2 separate regions of the Homo sapiens genome follow, and region 2 is linked to region 1. The links are chromatin contacts, found by Hi-C in ENCODE. All regions are on one chromosome and are shown on one strand. The core of a region is the stretch at or near the end of the contact, and the rest is flanking DNA. Distances in the headings are between cores, read along the strand shown. Region 1 has its middle 5.7 kb from the start of LINCMD1. Region 2 has its middle 39 kb from the start of GSTA2.

Region 1 (4,221 bases), core at 320-2,819:
CTGGGGGAAGGGTCGGTGGGGTCACCTTAGACACTATGTCATCCAAGACCCCGTGTGGTCCCTGCTCTGACCATCCTGTATGCCAAGGAAACATGCTCCATGCACATTCTTGACAGAACCTTGTCCTGAACACGCTCCTTTATGCCCCACATAAACCCCCCCCTACTGCTGTGTAAACCCATTTCCTCTTGAATTTTCCTCTGGGGAAACTAAGAATAGCTGCATTTTCATCCACCCCAAAATAATTTTCAGTTCTTTCTTCATAGAAGGCCAATAAGTGGGTCTCAGGTACTTAGAGTTTTCAACCAAAATATCAGGAATTATTGTTCTCTTAATAGAAAAAAGTATTATAAACAGGAATTACACTTATGAAACCACACTTCCAAGATACAGAAGCCGATGTACTCACAGCCAAATTTCCTGACATTCCACAGCTTGACTCACCGGACCACACCCAGGTATTAGGTTGGTGCAAAAGTAATTGCATTGTTGCAGTTACAATTACTTTTGCACCAACCTAATAGTCTCTTCACAAAAAATGTAAATTATTTTATAGATAGAAACAGAACCAATATATATGAATATATAAGTACATATTCACATATATGTGCATACACACACACACACACACACACACACACACACACACGGAGAGACAGAGAAACAGAAACAGATTTATTGCAGGGAATTGGCTCATGTGACTACGGAAGCTGACAAGTCCCAAAATCTGCAGGAAGCTGAAGACCCAGGAGATCCAATGATGTAATTCCAGCCCAACGTTAGTCAAGCAGGACGAATTTTCTCTTACTCAGGGGAGCATCAACATTTTTTACCTGTTTGGGCCTTAATTTTACTGGATGAGGCCCACCCACATTATGAGGGCAATCTGCATTACTCAGTCCACCAATTTAAACATTCATCTCATCCCTCTCAGAAACACCCAGATTAACACTTGACCAAACATCGGTGCACTCTGTAGCCAGTCACGTTGACACATTAACCATCACAACAGGCTTGTCTTCCAGTTAGTCCAAAAGACAGAATCGTTTCTGTTTTCTCATAACTCCAAGAGGGGGAAAAAAAGTCTATGTGAGAGAATAAAAAACTTCATGTATCTTTAATGTTGCTATTTAAAATTTCCCTCTCTTTGCTCATATTAGCCCGAGTATCTAAAATTTTATTGTGGCCATTTTGACACAGCTGTTTGGACCCCAGTGATTTGGACATTTACACGCATTTCATGTCTTTTTAAAAACAAACCACTAACTTTTCAACTTTTCCTTATTATCAAGTTACATATATGGCCACATTACCTCTCTCTGAGCCTCAATGCACCGCAGATCTCACTCCATCCCCAGACTTCCTCCAATCCCAAATTTTTACCTGCCTCTCTGGGGTTGGTTGCAGAGGAGGCATGCAGTGAAGGTAGTGTGGGCAGATTACCTGAGCTTGCTTTTTATAAAAAAAGCTAAAGACCCATGCCTCCTTTTTCAGTTCTCATTGAAATAGACCAGTAGCAACATTACAATGGCTTTTAAAAATATCCCTTCAGTCATCACACACAAAACCGCAGGTACTCAGGAAGTGCCTGGAGGAACAGGTTTCAGTGGTGTTTGACAGCCCTTAGAGGGCAATCAAATTGTGACCAGTGGCATCCTCTAAGTAATGTGCACATTTCCTGCCTTTGTGGGCTTTGTGGTGAAGGACCATTGGTCAGAGAGATTCCACCCAGTGGCCTAAGCTCACAACAATGCCCTTGTAACTGCTTGACCCTGCTTGGCTCAGCTGTTTCGCATATGTGAAAGCCCTCATGGCCTCTGTCTCCTCTTCCCACTTCCCCCAGCCCCCGTCATTCCACATCCTCTTCCAGAACCAGCAACTGTGGGCACCTTGGAGAACTGGAAAAATGCCACCCCAATAAAACAACCACCTGTTGACCAGCTTTTCCTGGGCTTCAACCTCCCTAACCAAGGACACTCAGTAAAACGTGTTGGCCCGAGTGACCCACTGTTCTACCTGACTTACCCAAACTGGAATGTCCCACAGCAGCAAGGGGCACCCACAAAAATAAAGCACTTTCATTTACAATGGAGAAAAGCTCTCTTCCCTGCCTGTGGCAGTGGACAGCACTCACCCTGCCTGCAAACACACACACACACACACACACACACACACACGTGTAGGGTAAAGAAAGAAAATCCAGAGAAGGAAAGAGAAAAGGAGTCCTTTTAAAAATAAGCTTCTTATATTACAGACATTCCTCTGGCTCCCGGCATTTCCAAGTGGCAAATGGCACTTCTCGGCACTCTCTACTGAAGCTCATCATTGTGTTTTATTCATCACCACACATACATGTGCAAGGATTGAGTGTGCTGGGGCATGAGGGTATGAGAGGGGGTGAAAAAGAGTGGAGAAAGAAGGATGGAGGAGAGTATGGTGGAAAAAGAAAGGTTTTATTAAAAATACCGAAAGCAAATACTGCATTCCTGAACCGTATATTTTCCAAAAAACTAGTTGCATGTTGGCAAGTAGCATCTTTTTATTTAATCCACAGAATGCTTTTCAATGAAGAAAAAGGAATCCAAAACAGTCCCAAGGGGAATTGGCTTGAAGAATTATCAAGAGGCAAACATTTAGAACACAAAAACCCAGTGGAGAGTGTAAACACTAAAAAAATTCTCTGTGTGTTACTAGTTTCAAGTATGTCTCTTTGTTATCTTATTTTCCTCTCTCACTTCTCTTTGTCCCTCCCTGCCTCCATCTCATTGGGTCTCCCTGGGAGGCCCTGCCTTCATTGTGTACATCATAACGAGTCACAATATCATCAGACTGGGCCGAATCTCTGAGCATCACCCTCAGGAGGGAGCCTTGGTTCCCTCAGTCCCAGGGACCCCACCTAGCCCAGTCCCTCAATCATTTGCAAGAATGTCGCTGAGTCCTTCCAGCCAGAGCTGCCAAGCTTCAAACTGCTAAAATAGTGGAGGAACTGAGCCAACAAACTTCCCTCTGCATCAGCTTTAGGTGGGAGTAGGGGGAGGTAAATAAAACCAGACTAGGAAAAAGCCAAGAGCATCCGGGAGAGCTGACATGACCATGAGCTGGAGCCTGTGTAGAGCACCCTATTTCCACGGAACTCACCCAGCATGTGTTGGTCATCATTTATGCCACTCCTACTTCCCCCAAAGAACACAGACTGTAGACACTTGGTATTACAGTTTTGACTCTTCATCAGTGACTCCAAAAGCCCATGACGTAGTCATTTATAATTTAACTAAAACAGAAATCTGTGCTCCCTCTGAGGCTGTTGTGTAGAAGTGAGTCATTTAGGAAGTGAGTGAGTCCCAACACGCTGCCCTGCATCTGCCTCTCAGCTTTAAGGTTCTCATTTCATTCACCATTTCATTTAATCCTGATAAAAACCTAGCAGATGGCTGTCTTTATCTCCATGTTGAAGATGATGAGCTGGCAAAATCAAATGCTACAATCAGGTACTTGAGATTTAGATAGTCTCAAAGATTTTAGAGCTCTTAATAACAGAGAGTCAGAGTATGGTCTGAAATAAGTACATGAGAGAAGAACCCAGAACTTGGGAAAAGATGGTCACTGCTGTCAGGCATTAAACCTAGCCATGAGCTTCCTGGCAGCCAAGGCAAGGAGGAAATACAAAAATGTTCAACCAACTAAGTAGCTTACCATTTCAGTCTTTATGATATTGCTTACTGAATCATCTATATTTGGTTGGTTGTTAGATAGAGACATGCTGAAAAACACTTCTTCAAAGAGTCAGGGCCCATCAGAGTTTGAGCTTTTGTCTCATGGGTCAGTTCCCTCACTGGAATCCAAGTGACAAAACTCACCATTCACCTCATACTAACATATCAGTGCTACTAAAACATGTGTTGTCATCAGTGAAATTATTTACTTCAAAGGTTTATCAAAAAGGGACTACTTCTTAGGGTTGTTTTTATTTTTAAAAAAATTACAAAATGGTGCTAAATGTACCCCAAAAAAATGCCTCAATGGATGGCCAAGAAAAGAAACAAGAGAATGCACTAGTAGCCAGCAGGCCAAATGATCATAAAAATTTCCAAGGACCATATTCTTCTTATTAATATGTTTTTCTTATAAATGTATTTGTTATAAATATAATAATAAAACAAGAATATTGAATGAACATAAATGGTAATCTAAAACTACCAAGAGCCCTCTACAGGTGAAAGC
Region 2 (4,237 bases), core at 1,454-3,953, 570 kb after region 1:
TTGAGGACGTGGGAGCAGCATGGAAAGAAACACAGATCTACAAAGACCCCTTGTTGGAATGTCCAGTATTTGTGAAGGTGTCATGATGGAGAAGAAGTTGATACAGACTGGCAGAGAGCAGTGGGGAGAACATTTCAAGATAAGGAGTGGAGTGCAATGAGTGGAATAGTGGTCATGCCATTCTGGAGGCACATCCAAGTTGCCCTGCTAAATACTGTGTTCACTACCCAATGTCAGCCTCGGTAATCTTTTCATAGCTTTCTTCACAGGACTGTGCTATGGAGGCAGGAGGGCTGTCCTTAATAACTTGTTATTTATTTCAAGAAAATCCTGGCCTTTTGACATGAAGCAGGACTGGGTGGGATCCATGTGACAACATGTTGGCAAAGAAGATATATAAATCATGAAACTAAGAAAAAATGAGCCACAGGAAAATCTGAGCACTAGTGCTTGGTGAAGGGTGGGAGACTGCGGCAGAAAGTTGCTGATGGAAAGGGAGCTTGGCCTGGTATTTGCAGTATAAAAGTTAAAGATAGACTGAGAAAAGACCTTGAAACTCATAGAACTAAGATGATTAGTTCATTGATTAAGAAATTAAAATTTGGCCGGGCGTGGTGGCTCATGCTTACAATCCCAGTACTTTGGGAGGCTGAGGCTGGAGGATCACGAGGTCAGGAGATCGAGACCATCCTGGCTAACACGGTGAAACCCCGTCTCTACTAAAAATACAAAAAATTAGCCGGGCGTGGTAGCGGGCGCCTGTAGTCCCAGGTACCCGGGAGGCTGAGGCAGGAGAGTGGCGAGAACCTGGGAGGCGGAGCTTGCAGTGAGCCGAGATTGTGCCACTGCACTCCAGCCTGGGCGACAGAGCGAGACTCCATCTCAAAGGAAAAAAAAAAAAGAATTTAAAATTCAAGACTTTGAGAGAGGAAGTAGAGCTAGAATGCAGACTACTCAAGTTTTGGACGTGAAAAGAAAGAAGGAAATAGCAAAAGGGAAAACTAGCCAAGGATAAAGAACTTTAAAAATTTGTTGTGGAGTGTTTCTTGGTTTCTTCTGAGGAGTGTGGGTGCATGGCTAAGAAGGTTAGGACAGTGGAGGCCTGGGCCTGTTTCTAAGCAGAAGGAAGCCTTCCAAAGGACAGAGGCAGCTGAAGAGACCAGCTGGAGAGCAGAAGGATTGTACAGCTTGCTTATGTACATAATAGATTTGTGATTGTTTATTTGCATCTATTGGTTTTATTACTGTATTAGGGGATATAATTGATACTTTAAAATATATGTGTATTTTATATAATGTATTATATGCAATATATTATATATATATGAAATATTGAGACCAGCCTGGCCAACATGGCAAAACCCCATCTCTACTAAAAATACAAAAAATTAGCTGGGCGTGGTGGTGGGCGCCTGTAATCCCAGCTACTTGGGAGGCTGAGGCAGGAGAATCACTTGAACCTGGGAGAAGGAGGTTGCAGTGAGCTGAGATCAGGCCACTGCACTCCAGTCTGGGCGACAAGAGCGAGACACTGTCTCAAAAAAAAAACAAAGTGTACAGAGTTAAGTGTACAACTGGATAAGTTTTTCAGTTTTGTTTTTGTTTTTGAGACGAGACTCGCTCTGTTGCCTCCAGGCTGGAATGCAGTGGTGTGACCTCAGCTCACTACAACCTCCACCTCCTGAGTCCAAGTGATTCTCATGCCTCAGCCTCCCAAGTAGCTGGGACTACAGGAGTGTGCCACCACACCCAGCTAATTTTTGTATTTTTAGTAGAAATGGGGTTTTACCATGTTGGCCAGGCTGGTCTTGAACTCCTGGCCTCAAGTGATCCGTCTGCTTTGGCTTCCCAAAGTGCTAGGATTACAGGAGTGAGCCACCACACCCAGCCTCAATTGGATAAGTTTTAACACACATATACACCTATGAGACTATCATCATAATCATGATACTGAACTTATTCACATCCTCATGCCCTTTGGAAATCCCTTTCTTCTGCCTGGCCCCATACCACTCATCTGCTTTTTGTCACAATGAGTTAGTTTGCATTTTCTAGAAGTTTATATAATTAGAAGCATACAGCAGGTATTTTGTTTGTTTGGTGTCTTTCACACAGCACAATTATTTCAAAATTCATCTGTGCTTTTTTATGTATTCATTCCTTTTTTTATTGCAAAGTAGTTGAATTCTTTTCCTGTGGCCACTCTAACAAATTACCACAAACTAGGTGGCTTAGACAGCAGAAATTATTCTTGCACATGTCTAGAGGCTAGAAGTCCAGAATCCAGAGGTCAGCAAAGCTGGTTCTTTCTGGAAGCTCTAAGGGAGAATCTGTTCCCAGCCTCTCTCTTGGTTTCTGGTGGCTGCCAGCAATCTTTGGTGTTTCTTGGCTTGTAGCTGCATCGTTAGATTCTGCGTCATAGAAATGGACAGTGGAAAAGGAAATACAGAGAGACTCATGGATTAAGGTGAAGAGGATGAGGGAATAAGAAAGACAAAATGGAATAAATTGGAAGGGGTTAAAAGGAAGTGAGGAGAACTTTGCACCTCTGCCTTTCAGTCAGCATTTTTTAGTTGTTCTTTTGGCAATTTACTCCAACTTGGATTTAAAATTTATGAGAAAAAAAGTCTCTGTTCCAGCAAAGGGATTGCCCAACCTACTGTGTCAGTCTAACGCTGACTCCATGACTGAGCACCAGATGGCGCACTGCCCAGAGCCAAGGGACCTCCCTGGTGGCTGTAAAGAGTTCAGTGCACAGACTCAGCCACTCTTAGGTGACTTTCCACAATTGCAAATGAAACTGAGCTCAGCCTACTCAACCTTCCCTTCCTCTTTTAGATCACTGAGAAAGTCTACTGTCCCAACCATATGCCCTTTTTCGGAGCAAAATTTCTCAAAACGGCTGCCGGTAGCTGCTGTCTCCTCTACCTCACGTCCCATTTTCTCCTCAACCCACTCCAGTCAGGCTTGTGTCCCCATCTTCTCTCCTCGGGTCAGCAGTAGCCTCCGTGGTACCAAATTCAATGTCCACTCTTCCATCCTCTTGCCGGACTGTTGGCCTCATGATGCCACACTTTCTTGGACTTCCTTCTACTTCACTGACCCCTCCTCTTCAGACGCCTTCGCTGGCTCCACCCAGCCTTCTCTTCTCCAACTGCTATCTCCCCCGAGGCGATGTCCTCAGCCCTTCTCTATCATCAGAGGTGTAACTTCCAATACTAGGTCATAAAAGACATTGTAGTTTCCCTCTTGCTTACATACTCCAGGGGAAGTTAGCTGCCATGTCCTGAGGACACTCAAGCAGTCCTACACAGAAGCAGGCATGCCAAAGAAGTGAGATGTATTGCCAACTTTCAGAGAGGAACTGAGGCCTCTGCCAACAGCCATGTGAGTGAGCCATCATGGAAACAGATCCCAGTCAAGCCCTCAGCTGACACAGCCTGTTAGTGACTTGATTGCAGCGTCCTGAGAAATGCTGATTCAGAACCACCCGGCTAAGCTGCTCCCAGATTCCTGACCTTCAGAAATTGTGTGAGATAATAAATATTTATTGCTTTAAGTCCCTAAACTTCGGGGTGAGTTGGTATATAACAATTGATAACTAATACACCCATGCTGGCCTCATCTTTCAATACTTCCTCGCCTTGCTCCCACAACACTAGTGTACCTAAAACACACCCAACTTGTTCCTGACCAACACCCTGTCTCATTGTTCCCTCTGACTAAGACCCTCGCTCACTGGATCTTCTGGTTCCTGTCATTCAGGACTTAGTCTTTCCTGGCATTCTCTGTGCCTAAAACAATTCAGGGAACAAAGTAGGTGCTCTATAAACTTTTATTGAATAGAACTATGAATAAAATACTTTAAACAGTATTTATTGGAACCATAATCCTTGAGAAGATTTTGTCAATTTCTGAGGTTAAAGTCTAATTTTTCTGCTAGGTATACTTAGCTGCCCTGTTGACTTAGAATGTTGCAACTGTATTCAAAGTTTCAAAGGACAAATATATTGAAACAGCTGCTGTGTGCAGAGGGAAGGTGAGTAAAGATTGGAGAAAGGTAGGAGGCAAGGCAGAGCAAAGTCAACACAGATTAAATTTGTGCTGACTCACAGCTGCCTCATCTAAGCAGCTCTAATTGGCAGAATGTTGCTAAAACATATTTGTTCTTCAAGAATATCCCAGAAAACTGGCAAGTCAGTATACCTAATGGCTCAAATATTGACCCAATTCCCCC

What was found. Hi-C counts contacts between places; a loop is a spot of excess contacts on that map. Pooled maps may share reads with other maps.
Region 2: a loop to region 1 is called in a pooled map, with 2.4 times the contacts of the local background. The contact joins two enhancer-like sites. A Hi-C loop is called at or near these places in 2 of 50 pooled maps.

Annotation. Positions count from the first base shown.
Region 1 is chr6:52,154,567-52,158,787 of GRCh38, forward strand. No RefSeq gene overlaps it. Among named protein-coding and RNA genes, the nearest start is that of LINCMD1, 5.7 kb to the left of the region's middle. RefSeq lists an enhancer at 1,825-1,874. Within about 2 kb of position 1,570, at least 3 of the 41 ENCODE cell types and tissues checked have a DNase peak (open chromatin) inside an H3K27ac peak, as active enhancers do.
Region 2 is chr6:52,721,913-52,726,149 of GRCh38, forward strand. No RefSeq gene overlaps it. Among named protein-coding and RNA genes, the nearest start is that of GSTA2, 39 kb to the right of the region's middle. RefSeq lists silencers at 531-645, 2,694-2,743. Within about 2 kb of position 2,704, at least 17 of the 41 ENCODE cell types and tissues checked have a DNase peak (open chromatin) inside an H3K27ac peak, as active enhancers do.